2 separate regions of the Homo sapiens genome follow, and region 1 is linked to region 2. Evidence: read pairs that join two places in POLR2A ChIA-PET (ENCODE). Cell type or tissue: MCF 10A. All regions are shown on one strand. Links, peaks and the distances in the headings refer to the core of each region. The heading gives the core; the rest is flanking DNA.

Region 1 (8,022 bases), core at 1,601-6,600, 780 kb after region 2:
TGGTTAGAGCAACTAACAGGGTACAACGCCTGGCTCCTCCTCTGTGAGCTGTGTGTGGGACATGTCTGTGCCTCGGTTTTTCAACATATGTGCAAAATTGGAAAACCAACTCTTTTGGTTGTAAAGGTGAAGGAGGCCAACAGACGTAAAAAGCCCACAACAGGGCCTGGCCCACTCTGAAGTCTATCAAGTGTCTACCCTTGTTCTTGTCCTTGGAGGCATAGGAGTGTTGCTGCTTCTTCCTGTTGTGTAAACAACCTTTACTAGAGGCTGTGCTGTCTGTATTGGGGCTGAAAAGAGCCCACCATATCTTAAAGTCCTCCCTAACCATGGAGCCCACAGTGCAATGACATCTAGACCGCTTCTCCACTGGTCTCTCAGAACACACACGGAGTTTTTTTGGCAGGGACTAACAGAAGCAAAGAATACCCAACACCCATATTTTGTCCCAGGGGTTGATATGCAAGCCCAAAATATACATTAAAATTGGAAGAGCCCTAGAGGGAGCTTGTCCATACCCTCCATTTATAAATAGGGTCAGAGACATTGAAATAGAGGGAGCGATTCGTCTCTAGCCAATTTGAGAACTTGGGCTAGAATCCAGATTTCTCCTCCCCTGACCCACTGCTCTTTCTAGAACATATTGAGGCAGCATAGTGAAGGCAAAGATCATGAACTCAGGGTCAGAATGCTGAGTCCAAATCTTTTCTCCTCTGATGTCTCATTTTCAAGTTACTTAAGACTTCGAAACCTCACCATCTTTATCAAATAAATATATTAACACCTTTCTTATACAGTTGCTTAGAAGATTAAACAAAGTACTGCTTGTGAAAGCACCTGGCTGGAGGCAGGTGCTTACTGAACATTAGTTTCTTCCCCATTGCAATAGAACTTGTATATTTATTGATGCTTGGAAATAGGAGAGAGACTCAGAATCAACAAAGATTTCTGATGGTGCAGCTGGCCCAGCGCCTGTGCTCAGAGGTGTACACAGGTGAGTGCCTTTAGGCGTCGACCCTGGGCAGATACTGAGCATTGGAGCAAGAGAGCAATGGGATCTTTCTTTTCTGGGAATACACACTAACTGGCTGGGATGCTGTGGGCAAGGGAAAGTGGGTTGTGAAACCCACAGGTGGCCCAGAGCATGGCAGTGACCAGAGTCAGTGTCAAGGCTGTTTTCCTCTGGGCTATACCCCCCACCAGGTTTGTGGGGACTGCAGCCAAGTCAAACAGAGCTGCACACACTCAGAGCTGCACTTGCTTCAGGCTTTCCCAGGGATGGCTTCACCAGGCTCTATGGGTCAAATGTTCACCCCGCGTCACTGGGAGGCAGTGCACCTGTGTGGTTATTATCCACCAGCTGAGAAGCCAACCCTCTGTTCCCAAAAAAGCTCCTGGGTTTTCATTTTCTTTAAAACGTAGAACATTCATTGAATGCAACTTGTCAAGCCCTCAGCCAAGCTTAAACATTTGCCTTGGCACCAGGCCATCCTAACACAAGGACTCAACGCTGTCCCTGGCTGACATGGCTTTAAAAGAGTTTCAGAAGTTGAAATTCAGTGAGATCGTAAATACACCAGGTAGACAGTTGAATCTGAAGATAAAAATCGTAAGGTGATTTGCTAGATCCAAGGAGAGGTCAGGAAAAACCAAGCTTCTTTCCCGATGTCCTAAAAGTTCAATAATTCTTCAATGATAGCTTCCCTTTATTGAGTGCTTCTTATATCCCAGGTCACTACTGTGCATTACTGCTAATCCCTAAAGACAACTGGTTGTTGTTATGTCCATTTGGTTGGTGCACAAACTGAGGCTCTGATTTAGCATGAGATCATAAAGCTAATACGTGATGGGGCTAGAATTTACATCAATGCTGGTTTAAGGAAAACAAAATCAGAAATAAAAAACTGAAGTTGTTTTCACTATACCATAATATCATGCTAAGAAACCAATTGAAGTGAAAAATAAATTAAATATCCTCATGAGATTAGAGTCGTAACCAAACTTAACAGAAGTGCAGTCTGCCCTTTAGCAGTCTTCAAACAAGTAATAGTCTTAGGGCAGAAGACCCAATGTCACGTTCCGGCTCATCTTGCCCGGCTCATCTTCACATACAGTATGTTCCAGCCAAAGTGCATTCCTTCCCAGGATGCTTCCCAAGGCTTTTTTTCGGTGCCTCCAAGCTCCGCCTCCCGGGTTCGGGCCATTCTCCTGCCTCAGCCTGCGGAGTAGCTGGGACTACAGGCGCCCGCCACAACGCCCGGCTAATTTTTTGTATTTTTTAGTAGAGATGGGGTTTCACCATGTTAGCCAGGATGGTCTCGATCTCCTGACCTCGTGATCCGCCCGCCTCGGCCTCCCAAAGTGCTGGGATTACAGGCGTGAGCAACCGCGCCCGGCGGTGCCTTACTGCTCCTTCTGCACAAAATCCCTTTCTTGCATTTCTTATTTTTGAAATTGCAACCATCTTTAATTCTACTGCCTCCAAGCAGATCTCTGACTCTCTTGAGTCATTCAGAGAACAAAACGTTTGGTTTTGTGGGTGTTGATTAAAGTAAAGAATTCCAAGTCCTGCCTGTAGAGATTCTGATTCCACAGGTCTGGAGTAGACTCTCAAAACGTCCATTTCAATAACATTCAGATGAGTCTGATGCAGAAGATACATGGAGCATGCCTTGGGGAACACAGGCCTAAGTGTATGAGTTCTCTCCCATTAGAACCTTTAGAGTTCTTATTTACATTGCAGTTGTTTCTGTATGTTTGGTTTAATGTCTTTACGCTTCATGCAGTGGCTGTGACTTGTTATTCTTCGTATTCTTCTACTGTCGGACACAGAGTTGGAACTCCACAAATATTTACCAAACTGACCTTACTACCACATTTTTAATTAGAGAGATACATATTTTGGAAAATATCATTTTTCTAAATTTTCCTGCTTGCATCAGGTAAAGAGTAAATCTGGGGAAGGATTAAGAAGAAATAAAGACAGCAGATTTGGAGAGATGGGAATACAGTTATCCTGGAAGGAAATGTCAGGGAAGGGTGTGGACTCAGATTGGGCCTATTTTTTTTGTTTTGTTTTGTTTTGTTTTGTTTTGTTTTGTTTTTGCTTATTTGTTTGTTTTTGAGACAGAGTCTAGCTCTGTAGCCCAGGCTGGAGTGCAGTGGCGTGATCTCGGCTCACTGCAACCTCCGCCTCCTGGGTTCACGCCATTCTCCTGCCTCAGCCTCCCGAGTAGCTGGGACTACAGGCGCCTGCCACTGCACCCAGCTGATTTTTTTTTTTTTTTTTTGTATTTTTAGTAGAGACGGGGTTTCACCATGTTAGCCAGGATGGTCTCGATCTCCTGACCTCGTGATCCTCCTGCCTTGACCTCCCAAAGTGCTGGGATTACAGGTGTGAGCCACCATGCCTGGCCCAGATTGGGCCTGTTTTAAGGACACTTGCTTACCACTTAAGAGTTAAATAAGGTGATTGCAGCATAGCCATGAGGTTCTGAAAGAACATGGAAAAGGCTCCAGGAGAGAGGATGTAGTCTTATCCTTCACTGCCAACTGACTTTTTTACATTCAGCCTTGGGTGGTTTGGGAAGTATCTACATAGAGATGGGAGACTGAATTATGTGAACTCCAATACACTTTGGTCCCTAATTGGATGAGATAGACAGGTTAGGCCTCTTGAATGTGCCTGCATCTGCAGTTCAGGATAAATTAATATATCTGCAAAAACCTTCAAAATGACAGTCCATGTTTCATCCTAGCTCAAAGCCTCCTAAAGTCCATGTGGATTTAAATTCACTAAATTCTGAGTTCACAGGGGAATGCAAGCCTCAGGCAGAGCAAAGCTTTAGGAGACTCTAATATCTTTCAGGTTTTGGAATCCAATATCTTCACAAGCAGGCTTTGGAAAAGCCAGCCTGGATCACCGATGTAGCCTCCTACATTACCACAGTCTTCACCTACAGACTGAGTCCATAGACTGTAACTTTTGTGCTTGTTGTATTCACCCATTGCAGGATTACTCCTTTGTTGTATTCTCTCCAAAGCCAGGAAAGTGCTCTTTACTGAAATAGCTATTTGGTTCTTTTCTCCCTCTTTCCCTTCTCTTTCCTCTCAATTCTAGAATGACTTTGAAATTATAATCTTAAGGGAAAATTCAAGGCCCCTTTATATTGCATATGATTATTTTATCAGGAAGTTTGAGTGAAGATGTTACTCAGAATTAATTTGTAGTTAGGAAACCAAGACATAAAAGTCCACTGGTGGGTGGACCAAGAACATAATTTATTTAGCTGATGTAAAAGAGGACCATTACTACCATGTTTTACATTTCATAAACATTTAACAAGAGGGTCACTTTCTGTTGAACTACTTTTCTTATCTCACTGGACACAGGACATCCCTGTGGTGAAGCTGGGAAGCACCAATTTGAACACTTAAGCTGGCATTTGCAACTCGCAAAATTTTCTCTCAGCTTCTTCCAGAGGTATGTGATGATTCCACAACTCAATGAATCTTTGATCGTCTACTCATTAAACAAAAAACAAACAAAAATCAGCACCCGTTACGTGCCAGGAATTCTGAAAGATGTGGGGAAATATGACCTTTCTTAAAGAATTCACGGTCTACTAGACCAAGCCAAAATGAAAATGGACACTTTCAATAAAATCAGGCAATTGCTCCAAAGAGGGTGTGAGTCACCTCAAAGAGGCAAGGGAGAAGGACCCACTAGGAATGCCCGCCCTGCCTGGGCAGAGAACGTACCCTGAGCAAAGACTGTCTGAACTCCAATTCTGTCTTCTTTGTAGCTCTTCGGTCTTGAACTAGGTGTTTAACTCTCTATACCTGTTTCTCCATCTGAAAATTGAGGTTAATAATAGCATATACCACATAGGGTTGTATGAAGGTTACATGAGTTGATATTTGCAAAGCACTTAGAGGAACACAAGACATATTTTAGTTTATTTTATTAGCATATAATGTACATGGTTTCAGCAGAAGTATCTATCAATAGCATTTCACACAGTTGGCAGTATACCTTTGCACTTGCTACTATATCTTGGCATTAAATGAATATGAATGGTTACACCAAATACAGTGATGATCATTAGAAAGATAATGCCCCATCTTCACAATTTCTCATTTGTTTATTCATTCATCAATATTATTATAAGAATCAATGTCTACAGGATACCAGGCTTCAGGCTAACAGAGAGTACCATTAAGATCATTAGGGAATTTCCCTCTGCAAAACAAGCTCCAAGTTTAGTAGGCAAAATGGGCACACGGCTTTAATGTAAAATTGTCATAGAGAAAATCAGCATATGGCCCTGGGAGGGCAGTGAGGGTCTCAAAGGAGCTTCCCAGGGCAGGTCATACCTGAGCTAAGTCTTAGAGGATGAATTGAAGTTAGTCAAGCAAAGATGTGATAAGCTAGAAGTTCTGGTGTGATCCCGATGAAGACAGCCAGCAGAGAAAGGCAGGGCCTGGAAGGTAAAAACAGTTCACACTGCCATGGAGTTTCTGATTGGTGTCTATTCTGTTGTCCTGAGAAGCAAGTCAAGCAAGGCTTGGGTTATTTGAATCTCTAAGAAGTAAAGTGGCTTTTCCAACATGATGTCAGCATGAAGGAGCTGAAGAGGTGCAAGCTGACAAACCTCCCAGAACGACAGAGGAAGTGAACAGGAGCAGGCTGGGCTGCAGCTCAGAATGGGGACCAGCCTGGCTGCTTCTCAGTCATCTGCTGCAGAGAAACACAGGGGCTTACTCTCAGCCGGGTTGGGCCATTACTTTCATCATGATTTGGCAGAACCAAATGGGTTGACAATACTGCTGGCCTTCCCTCTAAGGCCCCAAGGTAGCTCACTTCAGTTCTTTTCTTTCTTCATATTTCCTAATTTTAAGAACAAACAAAAATATCAAAGCATCTTGTTATGTTTTGAGAAGACCCTATTAAAATGTTTAACAGCAAATAGAGAAACAATTGATGGACAATGTTCAGTGTATGGGGCCTCACTAACATACGTGAGGTAGAGTGGTTTATGGAGATTACTTACGTCGTAGATTAGAAATGGTAAATATGGCTGACGGCCGGGTGTGGTGGCTCATGCCTGTAATCCCAGCACTTTGGGAGGCCGAGACAGGAGGATCACGAGATCAAGAGATCGAGACCATCCTGGCCAACATGGTGAAATCCTGCCTCTACTAAAAATACAAAAATTAGCTGGGCATGGTGGTGCGCACCTGTAGTCCCAGCTACTCGGGAGGCTGAGGCAGGAGAGTAGCCTGAACTCAGGAGGGGGAGGTTTTAGTGAGCAGAGATTGTGCCACTACACTCCAGCCTGGCGACAGAGCGAGACTCCATCTCAAAATAAATAAATAAATAAAAATAAGAGAAATGGTAAATACCACCACCAATCTGAAGAGAAACCTGACTTTGGAAAAATATTACATGTATGTTGATTAAAAAGAAAGATTTAAAATACCATAAATGATAACTTCTTTTTTCAATTCTTCACAAAACCTTCTAGTCCCAGTGTTCTGTGTTTGGGTGCCCAAACTCCAGAGCCCTACCTACTCTTTTGTTACTGGGAAGGGCTAATTATTTCCTGAAGATATCCGCTCACTCAAGTCAGCAGCAGATCTCAAGTGTCGTGGAATGTTTGTGGATCAGCTAGAACAGAGCTCCAAGATGTCATGTTGTGTTTTGCTATTTTCATTCTGCTGTTTATCCTCCCTCAGGTGGTCCTTAACGAGAATTTGGGAAATAAGCTGAAGATGTTCCCTAGTCCCCACTTTACAGATGAGAAGAGGGAGGTGGGAAATATTAATTTCATACAGACTGATGCCTAAAGATGACAATTGTTTCTTTCCACTCTAAATAAAGGATTCCATCTGCTGAACCACGAGGAAGGCAGATTCAGTATCACAACCCTGTTTCAAGCTCAATGTGGCTGGATCTCACCTGCCACAGCCACTATGTAATGATCCTCAGAACTCAGCTTTCTCATCTATAAAATGGGAATAATAACAACTACCTATTGGGACTATTGTGGAATTAGAGAGGCTGTTTATAAAGTCCTTAGAATAGCACTTGAAACATAAATAGTGAATTAATCCTACTTTTTCTTTTCTTTTCTTTTCTTTTTTCTTTTTTTTTTTTTTTTTTGAGACTGAGTTTCTCTCTTGTCACCCAGGCTGGAGTGCAATGGCGTGACCTCAGTTCATTGCAACCTCTGCCTCCCAGGTTCAAGCCATTCTCCTGCCTCAGCCTCCTGAGAATCTGGGATTACAGGCTTCTGACACCACGCCCAGCTAATTTTTGTATTTTATTTTGTTTTGTTTTAGTAGAGACAGGGTTTCGCCATATTGGCCAAGCTGGTATCAAACTCCTGACCTCAGGTGATCCACCTGCCTTGGCATCCCTAAGTGCTGGGATTACAGGCGTGAGCCACCGCTCCTGGCCTGTCCTACTTTTTCTTAAGAAATTAGTATTATTCCTACTTACTATTAAAATTTTAAAGCATCTTCAATTCCTGGTTATATAAATTGCTTTCTTTTAACTGTAAAAAATGTTTTCTTTTACTTGATCCCATTGCAGAGGGAGCTCCTGAATCGTATTTGCATATGGGAAAGCTGAAGTGGCTGGCATTGTGCAACTGGACTGAGGGACTCGGTTGTAGTAAGTAAAAGCAGATTGTAATACACAGCGTCGGCTCATCACTATTGTGCTACTTGAAATGTACTTACAAGTAGCCCTTTAAAGAGATTATGAAGAAATAACTGTGCTACTCACCTTTTCTTTCAAGAGAAGCCAAAGGGAATGAGCAACTCTGCTCTTTCTTCACTGGGTAAAGGGCTCAAAGGGCTCAATTACTTTTTTTTTTTTTTTTTTTTTTTGAGATGGAGTTTCACTCTTATTGCCAGGCTGGAGTGCAATAGTGCGATCCCGGCTCACCGCAACCTCTGCCTCCCAGGTTCAAGCGATTCTCCTGCATCAGCCTCCCAAGTAGCTGGGATTACAGG
Region 2 (8,022 bases), core at 1,004-6,003:
GCCGGGAATGACCGGCTTAGAGCTGAGGTGGGGGTGACACCCAGGTGTTTTCCAGGTCACCCAAGGGACAGGGTTGAAACAAGCACCATCCCAGAATTCCCAGGCTGGGACGTGAAGTGGCTTTGCGGTGCAGACCGGCTGTCTCGCGACGTGGGCCACTGCTTGCTTCCTCCAGGCCACACCTGACCTCGGCCTAGGAGTGAGCTCAAAGCTGCACACACAATCCCTTCAGCTGGATTGGGAAATGCAAAAACACCAGGTGCAGGGCTGTCGGTTAGAGTTTCCATTTACATTACCTGGGGCTTTTCTGTCCGGCTCGCCCTTCCCCCACCACCTTGCACAGGCCTTCACTCCCACAAGCCCAGGGGGTGGCGGTTCTTCCCAGACAGTCCACCTGGGGAATGTGAGCACCAGGCAGGCCTGGCCTCCCGCTGCAGACAGGACACACAGCTTCTGCGGGGGACCTGGCTCTGGCTGGGGAATTTTGACCTGCAAAAGGCAGACAGCCATGTGACAACTGTGGAGGCCGGGATCCTCGGTCCAAACCCCTCATTACCTGGGTGGCCCTGGGCAAGTCAAACCACCTCCGATTTCTCCTCTGCACATGGGGATGTGAATACTTCCTTAGAGGCTAGTGGTGGGGATTAAATAAGCAAAGGATAAGAGAGGGGCCGGAACGGTGGTGCTTGATACGTGGTGGCTGATGTAATCATCACCCCAGCGTTCAGTGCAGGCTGTCTGCCTCTGGCTTCGCGGAGCTGGCACAAGTATCACCTCACTGAAATGGCATAACGCTCTCATAATGTAGACATTATTCTTCTTGTTCTTTCCATTTTACCAGTGAGGAAACTGAGGCACAAAGAAGTGAAATAACATGGCCAAGACGCAGCTAGTCAGCGGTAGAACCCGACGTTGGCATCTAGGCGTGCTGACTTCCAGCACTGTGCTGATGGACTCTGGGCGGGCTGAATTCCAGCACTGTGCTGGAGCTGTTCCTCTCACTCTGCTCCCTCAGTGGCCCCGGACGCCCCTGTGGGTCCCAGGCAGCTGGCATGACCCGCACGCAGAGCCTCGCTGTGGTTAGCATAGAGCCCTGGGGAGGCCAGCTCTAGACCCTGCTGCTCCATTTGCAGGTGGGCTGGGGCAGGAGAGGTTGTGGGGAGGGTGTGGGCTCCCAAGCCAGATGCACCTGGCTGTGCTTCCCAGCTGTGGCATTTACAACTGTGGATTTTGATTTTGTCACTAGTAAGGGTACAGTCAAGAGAAGCCACTAGGCTTAGGCTGTTAGCTTCCCTTCCTTGGACTTACCCAGGTTCCCCTTCTGTGAGCCTGGTTTCCTTCTATGCTTTCTTCATTCAACAAACCTTTCTGGGAAGCTTTTCCCTGTAAATCTCTGGACTAATGAGCAAGACTCAGTCCTCACTCGTCTGTTGAAGGGTGTGTGTGAGTGCATGTGTGTGCATGTATTTGTGTGCTTATGTGTTGCATGTGTGTGATATGTAATTCCAAAGACACAGGAGTAAAATAAGAGCCATCCACAAAGGCCAGAGGAGGGAAGCAGCAAGGCGCTTCCCAGCAGTCCTTGAGTGCAGACACTCAGGAAATGTTTGGAATGAATAGGAGGAAATCAAAGGAGGCTTCCTAGAGGAGGTGGCATTTAAGCTGAGGCTCACGGCATGAGTCCCGTTTTGATTACAGAAAGAGAGAGGCTGCTGTAGGAGCCAGACTCAAAGACATGGAAATACCTAGCCAGAGGCAGACGGCTCCCGAACTGCAGTCTAGCCAGGGTTCCATGGGGCCTTGTTTTGTCACAGGCTGTGTGTTGGGGTTGGGAGCAGCACAGGGTGAGTGAGTTCCTGGAGGAAAGTAATAAAGACCCATCTGTTTGTTCAACAAACATTTACTCGCTATGCACCCGGCCTAGTCTGCAGCTCAGTGAAGACCAGGATGAGGCTGTTGATGGAGCTGGCAGACTAGTGGAGGTGACTAACCCTGGAGCCACTTGGGGCCCCCACAGTGTCCCCGTGCTGGGGTGGGACTTCTGCAAGGCCCTGGGGGCCCTGAGCGGGGAGGGGGAATGGGAGAAGGAGGGCCATGCACAAGGGGTCAGGAAAGAGGGCATCACACAGCTGTGGCTTCCAGGCTACACAGGTGTTGTTGGGAGAGGCGAGGGAGGCCATGAGCCCAACCTATGGGGCCTCGATGTGGGGAGGAGAGAGTCGGTCAGCGTGGGGCAGCTGCTGGCAGATGGCAGGGGCTGGGCACTTGCCTTTTAGGGCAGCGGTGCTCATGCTGCATTGAGCTCAAGTTACCTGGGGAAAGTGCAGATTCGGGGTCCTACTCCCCTGAGACAGAGTCAGTGGGGGCCTGGGGATGTGGATTTTAGTTTTGTGGGTGTGTTTTTGGCACCCTAGGGAATTCTGACGTTAGTTCTTTGCTTAGTAGCCTGGGCAACAAGAGCGAAACTCTGTCTCAAAAAAAAGGAACACCTCTCTAGAAGCACTTCAGGCATCAAAGCTAGAAATTCTTTAAAGTCCATGACGCTGTTGCCTCTGCCTAGAACGCAGAGGCCCCAGGTAAGAGGCATGCAGGAGCATCACCGCGAACCCAGAGTTCCCACCTTCGTCAGTCTGCAGCCACCCGCTTATTTCCTTTCAGGTCACTCCATTTCTTGTATTTCATCACCTCTCTCCTCATTCAAGAAAAGAGTTTCTGATGGCTTATAAAGATATCACAATATATGAACATGGCATAGATTAAAAATGGGGTGAAAAGATGGCAAAACAAAGGCGGGCTCGACGCAGATGGGAAAGCAAGGCTGTTGCCTTGGCCGTCATTTCCTGTCCAGCTCCCATCATTTCTTTCGGAGCATCTGGCTACTTTGTGGGCTGTGTGAAGGATTCGGGGTCAAGCCGCCAGGGCTCCTTCCCCTGCAGAAAACCTCGCATCTCTATAGTAACTACAGCTATCAAATCCACACTTGGTTTGTTGAATGAAACGCGGTGCTTCTTAGTATGGGAGCAATGTCGAGGAAGTCTCGTCTGGCGACAGGAAGGGCTGCGTGCCCAGTGCCACCAGCGAGGTTTTGTGCCTGTGAATGCGGGCCCTGCGCTCGCTCGCTAAGCCAGCCCTGAATGGTCCGCACCGGCTGCAGGGCCACTTGGCCTCTGTGCCTGACCCAAGGTTCCCAGGCCCCGGGGCCCCCAGTTGCCAAGTCATCTCAGAAGGGGTTTTCCAGGAGCCTAAGGGGGCCCAGAGGCCCCCATGTTTTAGGGTGTTTGGTGGAAGGGGACTCAACCACATTGTGTGTGGTCCTTGGTGGAGAGAGATGTGTGCTTCAAGAAGAGCTTCAAAGCAGTGGACTCCATTGGAAGGGAGGCAGCTGAGGTTCTGGAATCTCTGTTTTGTAGATCTCTCCCTGCACACAATCTGCTTTCGTGTTCCTGATGGATTGAATCAAGAGTGAATGAGCTCCTACTTCGCGAAAGCAAAACAAACTAAACGCATCAACCACGACCGCAGAGCCCCCATCTCTCCCAGGAGGGTGAGCCCATGTTGTGTTTTCATTTGTCAGAAATCTATCTTAGGAAGCCATTCCTGAGATCTGTTCTAATTTAGGCCATTTTTAAAAAAAATAATGCAGTTGATTCTTTTCCCGTGATCTTTCTTTTCTCCATGACTTAAATTTCCCCAGGAACTATTCAAATGCCGCATCTGGGGTTTTGTTTTTGTTTTTTGATGAAGTCATGACTTTCTTTAAACAGTAATTATTAAACAAACCAAAGGGAAACCTTCTGTGAGGATGCTGTTTACAAATATCACCACTTTTACAATCAGTAATGGAGGTTGCAAAGTGCAGGATTCTGAGTTCCAGTGAGTCTGGGGAGTTGCTTGAGTCTTCCAATTGGTTCCTGCCTTGTCCAGAGGGTGGTTTCTCGCATGGGAAATGGTCTTCAATGCCCTTCCCTCCTCCTCCTCTCTCCTAACTCGATTTTTCCAGGGCTTTCATGTTTCGCTCCCATCGCAGGGTCGGGAATGCCCTGTGCTTGGTGACCATAGGGTGGTGAAGTCACCCTGCTCTGCTAGAAAAGGGACGAGTGCTGTGTTTTGGGTGGATGACCAAGGGCTCACTATCCCGGTGGCTCATTTCCTGGGGGCCTGTGGGCTGCCGGGAGCACCCTGAGGAGGACAGAGTGGAGTTGCAGCTGCCCATGCACTGCAGAGGGGACACGGGTGTTGTGCAGCATCTCGGGAAGGGCGTGGCAGATGTGGCAGGTGCATGGCAGGGCCATTCCATTCTGTCTGTTGCGGGACCCTCCATCCAGCTCAGGGCCGTGGATTGAACAGAGAGACAGGTATGGCAGTTGAAAAGCAAGGGTGCTCCCAGGTGAGCACTGGGGCTAGTTTTCCAGCTGGCAATGGGTGGGGTGTGGTGGTCAGAGGAGTGGGGTTTGGGTTGATGGCTGTGGCCTGGCTGTGGTGCTGGGAAGGGGTGATGGGAGATTGATGGGAGGTGGCACCCACGTGGGAGAGGAGTTGGCATCACAGCCATGCCCTCGGGGGTTGGCTGCTGCACTGACCCAGATTGGTGGGTGCTCCAGAGGGAGTGGTGAGTGGGAAACTGCACTAGGAACAAAGCTCTTCCTTCCTCCCGGCCCCTCTCCTTCCCTTCTTTCCTTCCTCTCTCCCCACCTCCCTCCTCGCTGTCTCCCTTTTGACCTCCCTCCTTCTCTTTCCCTTTCACCCTCAAAATGTGATCTGAGGGTCCCGGATGCTGGACTCATCTGGGACTGGGTGTGCAGGGTGAAATATGATCCTGTGGACTTTCTGAATTGGGATCCCGGGAAGTGTTCCTCATGGGTGCCCTGTTAATAGCACCTCTGCTGACACTGGAGTGTGACAGCCACCGTTTGAAGGCACAGCGGCCTCTTCCCCTGGGTTAGAGATGTACCGTGACTCCCCAGTCTCTGTTGAAGGCCACGTGTTACACGTTAGTGTCCTGTGGGATGAGCAGTGTATTGTCTGCTGCAGAGTGTAGCACCTTCTTGCCCTGTATTAGCCAGGGTTCTCCAGAGAACAGAACCAACAACATGTGTGTGTATATAGAGAGATTTATTTTAAGGATTTGGCTTACAAAATTACGGAATTGTGTAAATTCCAGAAAATCTGCAGGCTGGCCAGCAGGATGCAGATTGGGAAAGTTTGGGGCTGTGGTTCAAGCCCAGAGGCCTGGCAGGATTCCTTCTTGCTCGGGGAAGGTCACTCTTTAGCCTCTTCAGGCCTTAACCTGATTGGGTGAGACCCACACACACGATGGAAGGTCACCTGCTTTACTCAAAGTCCACTGATTTAAATATCAATCTCAGTCAAAGGCACCCTCACAGAAACATCGAGAATAATGTTTGACCAAATATCTGGGCATGGTGACTCAGCCAAGTTGACACATAAAATTTACCAACACAGCCCCTTATGTCTTTCAAATATCCAGAGGTTTCTCTGGTTCTAGAAGACCGCCATAGGCAAGGTAGGGGTCTCGACCCTGTGGAGCTACAGAAATGCATAAAGCCACGTGAGTGGGCCTGTTCTTTCTGTCAATCATTTGGCATAGAGTATCCATTTTGTGTCCATCATAGGCAAGTGCAAGCCTTATATAATGTTACCAACATAGATCACACCTCAGCATCTTGCTTGATGTGAGTGCTCATTTTTCCATCAAACCTATCCACCTACTTCCTCCCTCCCTCCCTTTTTGCTGTGATTCAGTCCATATTATTGGGCATCTAGCATATTCCAGGCACCAGGCCAAGCACTAGGCAATCAGAAATGGAGAAGACACATCCACTACTAACAGTGAGCCCAGAGGCCAGGAGGGCTGCAGGTGCAGAAGTCAGTCCACGGAAGGTTGGGGCCAGCAGCCTCCTTTCCCCTCTCTGAGCTTCCTTAGCAATGCTAGGTCTTAACACACAGTCCACAACAGTCCTGGGTTGTCCTGGGGACAACACCACATCTTTGTACCTGATGTACCTGTTCTTCTGTACAGAGGCGCCGTGTCCCTTTTGTCAAATTGCGGCCGAGGAGCAGAGCATCGGCATCACCCGGCAGCTGGTTAGAATGCAGCTGCTCAGGCCCCGCCCAGACCCATGAGTCAAATCTGCATTTTCACCAAATCCAGCAGGTGATTCCTGCACGTGTACGTCTGCTACCTGCTTCCCTGGTCTTCATCCCCTGCAATATGCAGAAATGTTTCCATGGAGAATTCCAGAAGAGTTGACAGCCTGGCCACAGGGCTGTTCTTGCGAGATTGGAATTTATTCCTAAGCCACACGGGGAAGCCTCTTCTCAGGCTTATGGGAGGCAGCCTGGAAGCCACTGGTGAAATGTGAGCTGGGAGTGTGAGCCTCTGTGCCTCCGCTGACTTCTGGAGGCATCTCGGGGAGATACGTCACTCCTCCAAGATTGCTTTCTCCTCTGTAAAACAGGGATAATAAAAAAAAATCTTTCTTTCTGGGTTGTTGGGAACACAAGCAGATCCACAGCGTGTGGAGGGCCTGCCCTGAGCCAGGTGTGGCTGCACCCTCATGACAGGCAGAAGGCTGCGCTGGAGGAAGCTGGAGCTTTGGGGCTGGGCCCCTTATCACCAACGCAGGGACAGTGCTTGCTGCACAGACTGTCCCTAGGACTAAGTGAAATTCTGTGAGCAAAACACCCTGAACCGTAGCGTTATTTTTATAACAATCGGCTTGTGTAACTGCCCTGTGTGCAGTGCCAGCCCTTGACTCATACCCAGAGACAGGTGGGGGCAGGTGGAGGAAGGGACCACTGTTGGCTGAAGCAGTGTCTTCTAGATTGTTCAAAGAGGCACCATTCACCTTAGCGTACTCAGGCCTAGATTTCTGAGAGTCCGTAAGAAGGTGCAGAAGTTAATGTGCCATGTTGCTAAGTAGATTTCTTTTTAAAAGGTGTTCTCTTCTAAGGTAGCGACAGATGTGAGGGTTGCTATGGCAACAGGTGTCTGTTTGGAGAGCACCGCACAATAGGTGAGATGGCTCACCAACAATTTATGGTCACGGAAGGTGAGCTTCCTCCCAGGAAATTTTAGTGACGGATCACCTTGCTCTGGGTTTACATTTTCCGAAGCTGGTTTTATTTTGTGCCTTGGGAGACTGGGCAGGATGGGGAAGCCTTTGTGTGGATTCAGAGCAGACTCCGTGCGCAGCAGATGGTCAAAGGGTCAGAGTCTTTTCAAGAATTGAAGGAGATTAAAAAAGAGCCTTGAAAAATTCGATGGTCTAAGATCCTCCGAGAACATTTCACCAGCCTGCAAATTTCTTTGTAGCAAACAGCACTGCAATTTTGCAGAGTTAGGAGTAGAATCTGTAGTTGGCCACAACTTTATTCTTTCCATAGAACAAGTCTTCAATGAGTGCCTCCTGGGTACATTGAAGGTCATGTGCTGGGGAGGGGACCAAGGTGGCATGGCAGGATATGAAGATGAATAAGACCTGGGCTCTGCCCTTCAGAAGTCAAGGTGGGAGAGACAGATGGACATAGGCCGATTGTGGAGAGGCTTAAGCTGCTATGAACGTATAGCTGGGGTGTAGTGGATGAATTTGGAAAACTTGGCTGGGGATCATGGAGCATCCTCAGTGTGGGGTTGAGGAGTCTGAACTCTCTCCCTCTGGAGACTTTTCTTCTGGGAATGAGATGTGGTCAGCCAGGCCCATCGTGGTTAGCAGGTGAGGGCAGCATGGGAGGGAGAGGACAGGCAGGGGGCTGGAGGACTCTGTCAGGGCAAAAGGTGACGGATGGGCACCAGTCCTCAGTCCTGCATGCCAAGACTGTCCAGGTCCCAGCTAACAGCCTGGGCTCTGCTGGTTCCCCAAAGTCCTGGGAGTTTGCTGTCTCTTCTAGGCCTGGGTCAGGGTGGAGAGGTGGTTCTCTGCAATCCCCCCAGAGGGCTTCCAATCTTAGCCAGAGGGGAAGGCCATTGGTGAAGTGCCTGGGTCCCGAGTTCTGGGCCAG

What was found. ChIA-PET counts read pairs that join two places held together with the same protein. Peaks named below come from ENCODE experiments on the same cell type or tissue, not always from the same donor. Only the 100,000 strongest peaks of a DNase experiment are listed, where the experiment ranks them.
Region 1: POLR2A ChIA-PET joins it to region 2 with 5 read pairs; 2 of 35 experiments call an interaction of 5 or more read pairs at or near these places.

The regions. Positions count from the first base shown.
Region 1 is chr2:7,785,555-7,793,576 of GRCh38, reverse strand. No RefSeq gene overlaps it. Among named protein-coding and RNA genes, the nearest start is that of LINC01871, 64 kb to the right of the region's middle. In MCF 10A, for the core only: no CTCF peak of the experiment used is centred there; a DNase peak (open chromatin) is centred at 4,616.
Region 2 is chr2:8,565,970-8,573,991 of GRCh38, reverse strand. LINC01814 (long intergenic non-protein coding RNA 1814) reads left to right here. Exons shown (of 6, transcript NR_110257.1): 5 at 3,411-3,544; 6 at 6,041-8,022. Among named protein-coding and RNA genes, the nearest start is that of LINC01814, 14 kb to the left of the region's middle. RefSeq lists an enhancer at 1,492-2,071. In MCF 10A, for the core only: no CTCF peak of the experiment used is centred there; no DNase peak of the experiment used is centred there.